2 separate regions of the Homo sapiens genome follow, and region 2 is linked to region 1. A link is a contact called in ENCODE Hi-C or POLR2A ChIA-PET data. All regions are on one chromosome and are shown on one strand. Each heading gives the region's core, a stretch centred on a gene start or an enhancer-like site at or near the end of the contact. The rest is flanking DNA. Distances are from core to core; before and after follow the strand shown. Region 1 holds the start of LINC02354 (long intergenic non-protein coding RNA 2354). Region 2 holds the start of ADCY6 (adenylate cyclase 6).

Region 1 (4,724 bases), core at 837-3,336:
TCCCAGCACTTTGGGAGGCCGAGGCAGGCAGATTGCCTGAGGTCAGACCAGCCTGGCCAACATGGTGAAACCCTGTCTCTACTAAAAATATAGAAATTAGCCGGGCTTGGTGGCGGGTGCCTGTAGTCCCAGCTACTCGGGAGGCTGAGGCAGGAGAATCACTTGAACCTGGGAGTCGGAGGTTGCAGTGAGCCCTGATCATGCCATTGCACTCCAGCCTGGGCCACAGAGCAAGACTTCATCTCAAACAAAAACAAACAACAACAAAAAAATGATTTTAAAGCATTGTCAACTGCAACCGTGTGCGAGTCTCTCCTTCTTGATATTCTCTCCCACTTGGGATTCCGATGCACTTCCTCTTGCTTCATTGAAATCTGTGACTGCTCCCGGCCTGCTCCAGCTTCCACTCCTCGCCCATCTGAAGTCTTTGTTTTCTCAGGTTTCTGTATTTAGCCATCTTCCCTGCCCTCCCCTTCTCTCCTCTCTTCTCCCCTGCTCTTGTGGTGTCATTCATTCCTACAATTTCCTCTCTCACTGATGACCTCCAAATTCTTCCCTGAGCTCCAGATACCAACTGTCCACTCAACAACCCCCCTTGCTCATCCCACCAACACCTCAAACTCCACCTGTGCAAAGCTCCATTCTGCATTTTCCTCCAAATTTGCTTCTCCTCCCATATTCCTTAACTCAGCTACTCAAATACCTTTGGGTTTGGAGTCGCTTTTGGAAGAGGAAAGAGGAAGGTGGAGGCTAATGCGCCTGAAGAGGTAATCGGATTCTATCAACCTTCTGCTCAGAGAAGGAGCACTGGGAAGGGCAGGAGAAGGCCAGTTGTCAGGGAAGATGCTGCTCTATGCCTCAATTTCCTTGCCTGCCTGGACACTAAAACGGATCCAGGTCTAGAGATAGATGCTTGAAACCCAAAGGGAGTGGTCACCCTCCTAGAGCAAATTAACCCTTAACACTGGCCTCACCAGCTTTTTCCTTCACCTCTTGAGCCTCTTCCCCAATAAGAGACTGGAAGGGATGAAGAAGAGGTAAAGCTATAAGTCTAAACTTGTGCTGTCCATACAGTAGCCAGTGGCCACATGTGGCTACTAAGCACTTGAAATGTGGCCAGTCAGAATTGAAATGTGCTGTTAGTATAAAATATACACTGGCTTTCAAACACTTAGTATGGAAAAAAAATGTAAAAGATTTCATTAGTAATTTTTTATTTTGATTGCATACCAAAATAATGTTTTAGATTTACTATATTAGGTTACATAAATATACTACTAAAATGAATTTCACCTGTTTATTTTTCCTTTTTTTGATGTGGCTAATAGAAAATAAGTTACATATGTGGCTCACATTCCGTTTCTATTGGACAGCGCTTATCTAGACCCTCCCAGCAGGTGAAGTGTGGGGCTCCAGGCTCGGGAGACAAGGGCAGTACATGACAGACACAGGTGCAGGCCCTACTACAGGTGTGGGCCAGCCAGAGCTCCAACCAGATGTCTCCAGACAGACACTGAAGGACAGATTCTCAGTGGCCAGCCTCACTCAGGCGAAGCAAAGCCAGGCAACATTTCCTGGATAATTCCTTCAGTCTTTGACTTCATGAGGGTCTCTGGACTGAGGCTTAGCTCTCCTGAGCTTGTCCCTGTAGATGCCCCATTATTCTGGAAAAACACTCACCCAGGACCACCCAGACCTTTGGATCCCCTCACCTTGATAGTTCATTGGAAGATTTTTCTATCACTCCACCTGGGCCAGGTCCTGGATCTCTTTCCAGAAGCCCAGAGGTGTCCTTCCTCCTGTCTAGAGCCCTCCCTCCCACGCACTCTGTCTTAGGCTTAGCTCACCACAGGCTGGGAGGGGATGAGAGATGGAGGTGTGCTCAACTTGACCTCGAACTTCCATGTACACTACCTGGGTCACAGGCACATTTTGAGCTCCATTTCTAATGCCTATAGAAGGGAACAGGAGGGGACGAGGGGTGGCAGATATACTCCATTGGGCTGCCCTTCTCTGTCTCATTCTCCTTTTCCTGTGCCCCGGCTGCGCCATTTGAGGGCACTGAAGCTGGGGCCCAGTCTGCGTGGGTCTGCCCCTCCCTCTCCTTGCCTAGATGACTCCACCTCTCCCAGGTCCTGGCTGGGATCCGAAGGCCCCAGGCAAGTGGGGGAAGGGGAGCCACTCCCACTTTCCCAGAAGCTGCTGCTGCCTCTTCCTGTTTTGCTAAAACTCTGGCTCTGGACTCAAGCAAAGAGGGGGAAGTCACCAGCTCCTGCCCCCCGCCCCAAAAGGTCAACCTTGCCCCCCTGGTCCTCTTATTTATAGCCCCCACTACCCACCACCCCCCCACCCCCCGGCCCCAGGCCCTGGCTAAGGAGCTGGATGTCTCCTCCCTCAAATAGCAGCTGTGGCCATTGCCCCAGGGATACAGCCAGATGGGCAGATCACTCCAGATGTGCAGTGTTTCGGGAGGGGAGGCCAGGCCCTTTCTGCAGTCCCTGTGGTACTCCCCGCAGCCTGGTCCTGGTTCCCCTCAACTTCAAGACAACACTTGAGGATTTCAGGAGGATCAGGAAGGTTGCACCTATTTTCCCATTTCTGTAGCCTGGCCAAGCTACCCTGTATACCCTAGAAAGGTCAGCTTGGGCGATAGGCCCTACTGGATTCATTTGCATAAATCAGCTCAGTGCTCACTTTGAGACCTCAAATTATAGAGGAAAACAGGCTTAGGGAGACAGAAGAGACAGGACACTGTCTCTCTTCTATTACTGATGTGAGCATTGGAGCTCTGTCCCTAACAGCCCAATGTGTGCCAGGCACTGTAGTTAAGTACTTCATGTCCCAATCTCATCGGTCCTCGCAAAACCCTAATATAGCAGGCACTTCATACCCTAATCTGCAGATGGGAAACCAAGACTCCTCAAGGTTAAATAATATACGTAAGGTCAAGCAGTGGGGAAGCAACAAGCTCCAGCCCAAGCAGCTCGACACCAAATCCTTGCTCTTAACCACAGTACAACACCTCCTCACTCTGTCCATTCTTCTGGGTACTTTTAAATGATCTCTTTTTTTCTTTCTTTCGTTTTGAGGTGGAGTCTCACTCTGTCACCCGGGCTGGAATGCAGTAGCACGATCTCAGCTCACTGCAAACTCTGCCTTCTGGATTCAAGCAATTCTCCTGCCTCAGCCTCCGGAGTAGCTGAGATTACAGGTGCCTGCCACCACGCCTGGCTAATTTTTGTGTTTTTAGTAGAGACGGGGTTTTGCCATGTTGGCCGGGCTGGTCTTGAACTCCTGACCTCAGGTAATCTGCCCACTTCAGCCTCCCAAAATGCTGGGTTTACAGGTGTGAGCCACCACGCAGGCCTAAATGATCTCTTAAAAGCTCAGTGCAGGGGGCCAGGCATGGTGGCTCACACCTGTAATCCCAGCACTTTGGGAGGCCGAGACAGGTGGATCACCTGAGGTCAGGACTTCAAGACCAGCCTGGCTAACATGGTGAAACCCTGTTTCTACTAAAAATACAAAAAAATTAGCCAGGTGTGGTGGTGTGTGCCTGTAATCCCAGCTACTCGGGAGGCTGAGGCAGGAGAATCGCTTGAACCCGGAAGGCAGTAGTTGCAGTGAGCCGAGATTGCATCATTGCACTCCAGCTTGGGCAACAAGAGCCAAACTCTGTCTAAAAAAAAAAAAAAATGCTCAGTGCAGGGAACCCTGGAGCCCAGGACTCAGGGCCTGCCCAAGGGAGATGTCTGCACATTGTCTCTGCCTCCTCTGCCTTCCCACCCCTAGCCATTTAGACCAAGCTGGAGTGAGGGATCTGTTGAGGCAGAGATTTCTAGAATCACTGTTCTGGGTTTCCTCAGACCCCAAGCACAAAGGAGAGCAGGTGAGGGCAGAACTATTGCCCCAACCCACATTGATCCCAGGATCCATTAGGTGTCTCCCAGCTTGGAACTCTGGTGACTCTGAATCCTCCCTCTCCTTTGCAGCATATGTTATTCGAGTCCCTCATCCAACCGTTTTCTCCACTCCAGGTTCTGTTCTTAGATTGTATCCTGCTCCCCAGGAGGTGATGAATTCCTCACTGTGGCTTTTTTTTTTTTTTTTGCCTCTGTGCCTGAGAGTCTGACACGGTGCCTGGCAAAGAGTAGATGCTCAACAAATGTGTGTTGATGAAGAGGAGTATAATGGTGATCATCATGGGTGGAGTTTTTCAAGGTCTCAGCCAGGGCACCCTCGCTCACCTCCCAGCTTAGCCACCCTCAGCTCATTGCTCTCTTTCCTGCCTCTAGTCTCCTGACTCACAGGTGCATAATCCAAACTCACCCTAAAAGACACTCCTGGGGAAAGAGAGGTGAGTGTCTTCAGGCCAAGACCTTCTCAGGGGTCTCTCCTGGAGATTCTGGAGTCAGAGGTATGTGCTTCCAAAGAAGAAGCATTGAGATTTGTAGTAAAGTGGGAACCTGTTGACCAGCCAATATAGCCCCTGGGGCAACTGGAGGGTTGTGTTGGGGCATATGGCAAGGCCGAAGCTGAAGCCTGCCAGTGGGAGGACCACAGCATCCCTGCAGGGGCCCAGTGGAGCAAGTAATGGTGAGCTGGCTGCAGAAAGGCATTTTGCAACTCAGACGAATTTCTTCTCACTCATGATTAGAGTATGGCCCAGTGGCTGCCTCCCTGACCATAATCTCTGCTGGCACAGGCATCTCTGGGCTGGGCAG
Region 2 (4,724 bases), core at 646-3,145, 960 kb before region 1:
TTTTTTTTTTTTGAGACGGCGTCTCGCTCTGTCTCCCAGGCTGGAGTGCAATGGCGTGATCTCGGCTCACTGCAACCTCCGCCTCCCGGGTTCAAGCGATTCTCCTGCCTCAGCCTCTCGAGTAGCTGGGACTACAGGTGCCCGCCACCACGCCCAGCTAATTTTTAATAGAGACGGGGTTTCACCATGTTGGCCAGAATGGTCTCGATTTCTTGACCTTGTGATCCACCCGCCTCGGCCTCCCAAAGTGCTGGGATTACAGGCGTGAGCCACCGCGCCCGGCCAGCAAAAACAATTTTTAAGGAAATTTTGAAGTGAGAAGTCAGGCAAAGAGGCCCCAAAGATCAAATTGCAGGCCAGGCCTGCACAACTGAGAAATGAGAAAGTACCACTTTCCCATTTTCAAACATTATAACAAACATTTCTCTATCTGATTCTGAAAACCCTGTAAGAAAGACAAGGCAGATGGTTTTATTCCCATTTCAAGAGATTGATGATTTACCCAAGGTATATAGTTTGCAGGTACACGTGGCTGATAAATGTTGGAAACTGGCTTTCCCAACTCTTCTTTTCCTTGCCTGAAGCTCTGTCCTGGACTTAGGAATCCCAGTGGTGATTTGGAGTGGACAAGACTTGAGTCTTGAAGGACAGGACTGCAGGGAGGGCTGGTCCTGAGGAGGAAGCATCTTCAGATACCTAGGTCTTGGGATCTTGGGTGGGGAATAGGCTGCTTGGGGAAGGGCTGAATTGGAAGGAGGAGCTAGAGGTCTGACTGAGGGAATGGAGAGGGGGCCTCAAAAGGAAGCCAGGCAGGCTGCCTTCTTCCCAGCTCCAGAATGGCACCCCCTCTAAAGTCACACTCACCTACGTACATCCTGGAGTGAAACTCCTTCTCCTTTCTGCTTCCACCATTACTCTAATCCTCAAAGGGTTAACCAGCTTTCACACGATTTTCCCATCTCCCAGGTAACTTGGGCAGCTGCTCCGTGCTGGAAATAACTAAAGACCCAGTTTCTCAGTTCGTGCACTTAGCAATGCACCCCAGTAGCCCCTCCAACCCCCAGCAGAGAAGCACAGCCCTTTGGGTAAAAGATGCCTGGGGGTGAGGCTGCAAGTTGGCAGGTGCGGGGGAGGGGCTCCCAGAGAGTAGGGCGGGGGGTTGTGGGGGCGGCAGGGAGAGTGCCCCTTCCCTGGGTCCCTCCACTGGGCCCCGAGGTTCGCCTCGGGGCCGCTGCCCCAGAGACTGGGGGGAAGAGGAAAGAAGTGGTGTGCGGGCAAGCAGGCCGCACACACCTGGCGCCTTGTGGAATGAGAGCTTAATTAATTATTAAACTGAGTTCCCGCGGGAGGGCGCAGGGCCGTGACAGGCAGGGCGGGAATGGCTAGGTGGGGGCTGGGGCTGGGGCAGGGGCAGGGAGGAATTGGGGATGAAGAGTGGGCGCGGGGCGCCGGCCCAACCCCTGGGACCCTGACAGGAAGGAAGGCGACCCTCGGTGGGCGGGGCGGGGGATGTAGCCGTGAGGGGTGGGTTTGCGGGCGCGCTCGGGGACCCCCGGGGTGAGGGCGGGAGAGGAATGCCGGAGGAGGCGGCCGGGGTGAAGGGAAGGGGACCGGGCTGCGAGGTCCCCTCCCCGCGGGGTCTTGATCCCAGAACAGTAGCTGCTTGTCTTCCCAGGACTGGGGGAGGAAGCGGCCGGAGGAGAGGAGGGGGCGCGCGGAGGGAGGGGTCCCATTATTTGGCCTCCTCCGCCCCTACCCCGCTGCTAGGAAGGGGAGTGGGCAACTCGGCCCCCACTTCTGGGGAGGGGGAGGGGGATGCCCAGACAAAAGGAGCTTGTGCCTTTAAGGCGGGGAGTCCGGGAGCCAGCGGGGAGGGGACTTCTGGATCCGGGGTAGAGGGCGGCTGCGCTGGACAGCTCGGGAGGGGGCGAGGGCCGGGCGGACGGCGGACGGCGGACGGCGGGCGGGACGGCCAGGACGCGCGGGCTCGGAGGACCGCGGGACGGCCGGCCGGCCGGCCGGAGCCCGCGGGGGCGGCGGGGCGGGGGCCCAGGGCAGGCGCGGAGCCGGGCCGGCAGGTGAGCGCGCTGAGGGCTAGGGGAAGTGGCCGCTCGGGCTCCCGGTGCGCCAGGATTGGAACGCACCCGAGCGGCTCTCGACAAGAGTTTGTGGGTGGGGGCGCCGAAGCCTTGGACGGGTCGTCTCGGCAGTGTTGCCCGAGGGAGTTGGGGTTGGCAAAGGGAAGTCATGGAGGCAGTGGGATCGAGGACTCCTAGGTCCGGCGCTCGCCACCCCCGTCGCCCGCCGCCTGCCTCCCTCCACGGGGCGAGTTCCAGGCTGGCCCGGAGGCCAGGAGGATCTGGCACGTACTGGGGGAGGGGCTGGCCTGAGTTTTTTGCTGCGGGGCTGTGGGGTGTCTCCGAGTTTGGGGGAGATTCCATTTAGGGGAGAGGAACCGGCCTGGGCAGAGGGAGGGATGCCCTCTGTCTGCGGGAGTCCCTCTCCTTCCCCTCACCCAAAACCTTGGGAATGAAAGGGGTGGGGTCGGCTCCCCACATCCCCCAAGGCCTGCCGCAGGGTGGGCAGGGGAGCTGACTTTATTCAAAGCAGACTCTGGGGCTCGACTGAAAGGCTAGAGGTGGAATCAGGCGTGGGAGCCTCTTTGCCCATATCCTCTCCTTACCAGATTACCCCTGTGAGCTGGAGGGACCTGGTGGGGGTTGCATAGTAAAGGGTGATGTGGGAGCCCTCTGTAATCTTTAGGGAGAGTGAGGACTGGGGATGGGAGAAGGCGGCAGCGGGCACTGGACCGACAGATACAGGCCCTGGGTAGGCTCCTCTACATCTGGAAAGGCCCAGAATTGAAGAATTGAGGCCCATGTCCGAGTATGGTGGGTGGTGCTGGCACTGCTGGGCCCCGCCTGGGCAGTGCCTCTTACCATGAACTTTCTGAAGTCGTTTTTAATCCCCTGGAGCCTCCTTTTGCCAAGGAGGGCAGGGGCAGATGGGCCCTGGGGATGGGATAGACAGGAGGTGGCCAGGAAGGCTTGGCAAGGCAGTGGGCAGAGCCATCCTTAGGGCTGGGCCTTGGCCTTGGCTGGTTCCAAACTCTGGTCTCAGCCTGATCAGGGTTTGGGAGGGACTTGAGGTCTGGGAGGCACTGAGCCTGGGCCTGCCAGGCTGAATGGGACATGGCTGTGGCTGTGGGAGCCGGTGGTATGAAGAACAGCAGATCTGTGAGAGTGCAAATGGACCAACACTCAGGGGAGGAGAAGGTAGAGGCACAAGGCTTAGGAGCCTGACTCTGGGGAGGAGGGAGGTGGTCTGTGCTCCCAGGGCTCATAGTGATGGGTTGCTGGACAAAGTGGGTTGGGGGACCATATAGAGAAATTTTGTGGCTTGGAACAGTGCTCTACCCTGTTTCCTGCCATACCAGTCTGGCATGGGGTGCCAGAAATGTTGGGAGGCCGGCAAGTTCTGCGGGATGGGCAGTGCCTGGAGTGGAGCCCAGGGTGGGATGGTTGCAGTTGGTTGGACAATTACATAGCTCTGAAGCTATCCCCTTGGGGGGGGTCAGAGTGTTCCTGGGAGGGTCATGCATTCTCCTGGATAGCATTTGCCCCTTTCTCTGTGAGTATGAGCCAGATGCTAGGATGTGTTTCCAGGGGGCTTGGAACATGGCCAGAAACTAGTCCTTTGGGAACAGGTCCGGGCCAGTGCTGGTGGGGGTGGTGTGTTGGGGGAGATAAGAACAGGGAAGGGGACTGGTGAATGGAGGAGGCTGAAGCAAAATGTTGTGGGTGGTGGATGGTGGTGGGAAACCTGCTCACTCTGGGCTCTGTCTCCAGCAGCTCTGGGGACTGACAGCCAAGGACACAGGGACTGATAGAACCAGGCATCTGACTGGCTAGAAAGACGTGTGTTCTTGCTCATGATTTCCTCATCTTTCCATCTCTTGACGATGACAGAGGTTTGGGTTTAAAGTGTTGTAGAGTGAGGAGAAGAACTAATATTTTTCAAGTGTGTACTTCTTGACAGGCATTATTAGATTCTTTCCTGAGGACCATTATCATTTCCATTTTGCAGATGAAGGTACTGACACAGAGAGGTTAAATAACTTGCCCAAGGCAGTGTGGCTAGCAAATAATCACGCTAAGGTTTGGAACCCTGGTCTCATGCCAAAGATCATGCTTCTAATGAAGTATTTTGAAGAGCAAGGCTTTCTTTGGTGACCTTTTCCAAATGCCAGCCTGACCAAAAGTCTTGTATTCCTGATCTGTCCTTCCAGATGGTGCTGTTGGTGATGTTAAGAGGTTGAAGGGGCCAGGCATGGTGGCTCATGCCTATACTCCCAGCACTTTGGGAGGCCGAGACAGGCAGATCACCTGAGGTTAGGAGTTCGAGACCAGCCTGGCCAACATGGTTAAACCCTGTCTGTACTAAAAATACAAAATTTAGCCGGGTGTGGTGGTAGGTGCTTGTAATCTCAGCTATGGGGAAGCCGAGGCAGAATTGCTTGAACCCAGGAGGCAGAGGTTGCAGTGAGCTGAGATTGTGCCACTGCACTCCAGCCTAGGTGGGGCAGAGTGAGACTCCGTCTTAAACCAAAAAACAAAAGGAGGTTGAAGGACGTGCTGCTCTGTGGGATATAGGAGAAGGGGTGCTGACAGATCTTGGCTGAGGGTGACTCAGGGATGGGAGGTTTGGGGTATGCAGAGAATTCC

What was found. A loop is a pair of places that touch in the nucleus more often than their neighbours do. ChIA-PET counts read pairs that join two places held with the same protein, here RNA polymerase II (POLR2A). Pooled maps may share reads with other maps.
Region 2: a pooled map shows a loop between it and region 1 (2.2-fold over the local background). The contact joins the promoter of ADCY6 here to the promoter of LINC02354 in region 1. A Hi-C loop is called at or near these places in 4 of 50 pooled maps. POLR2A ChIA-PET finds 5 or more read pairs at or near these places in 2 of 52 experiments (HCT116 and PC-9).

What each region holds. Positions count from the first base shown.
Region 1 is chr12:47,826,519-47,831,242 of GRCh38, reverse strand. LINC02354 (long intergenic non-protein coding RNA 2354) reads right to left here and starts at 2,086. Exons shown (of 3, transcript XR_007063292.1): 1 at 1,713-2,086. RefSeq lists an enhancer at 2,948-3,127.
Region 2 is chr12:48,786,260-48,790,983 of GRCh38, reverse strand. ADCY6 (adenylate cyclase 6) reads left to right here and starts at 1,895. Exons shown (of 22, transcript NM_015270.5): 1 at 1,895-2,078. It overlaps ADCY6-DT (ADCY6 divergent transcript), which reads right to left and starts at 1,837. Exons shown (of 3, transcript NR_110019.1): 1 at 1,757-1,837; 2 at 865-999; 3 at 449-671. RefSeq lists an enhancer at 2,948-3,492.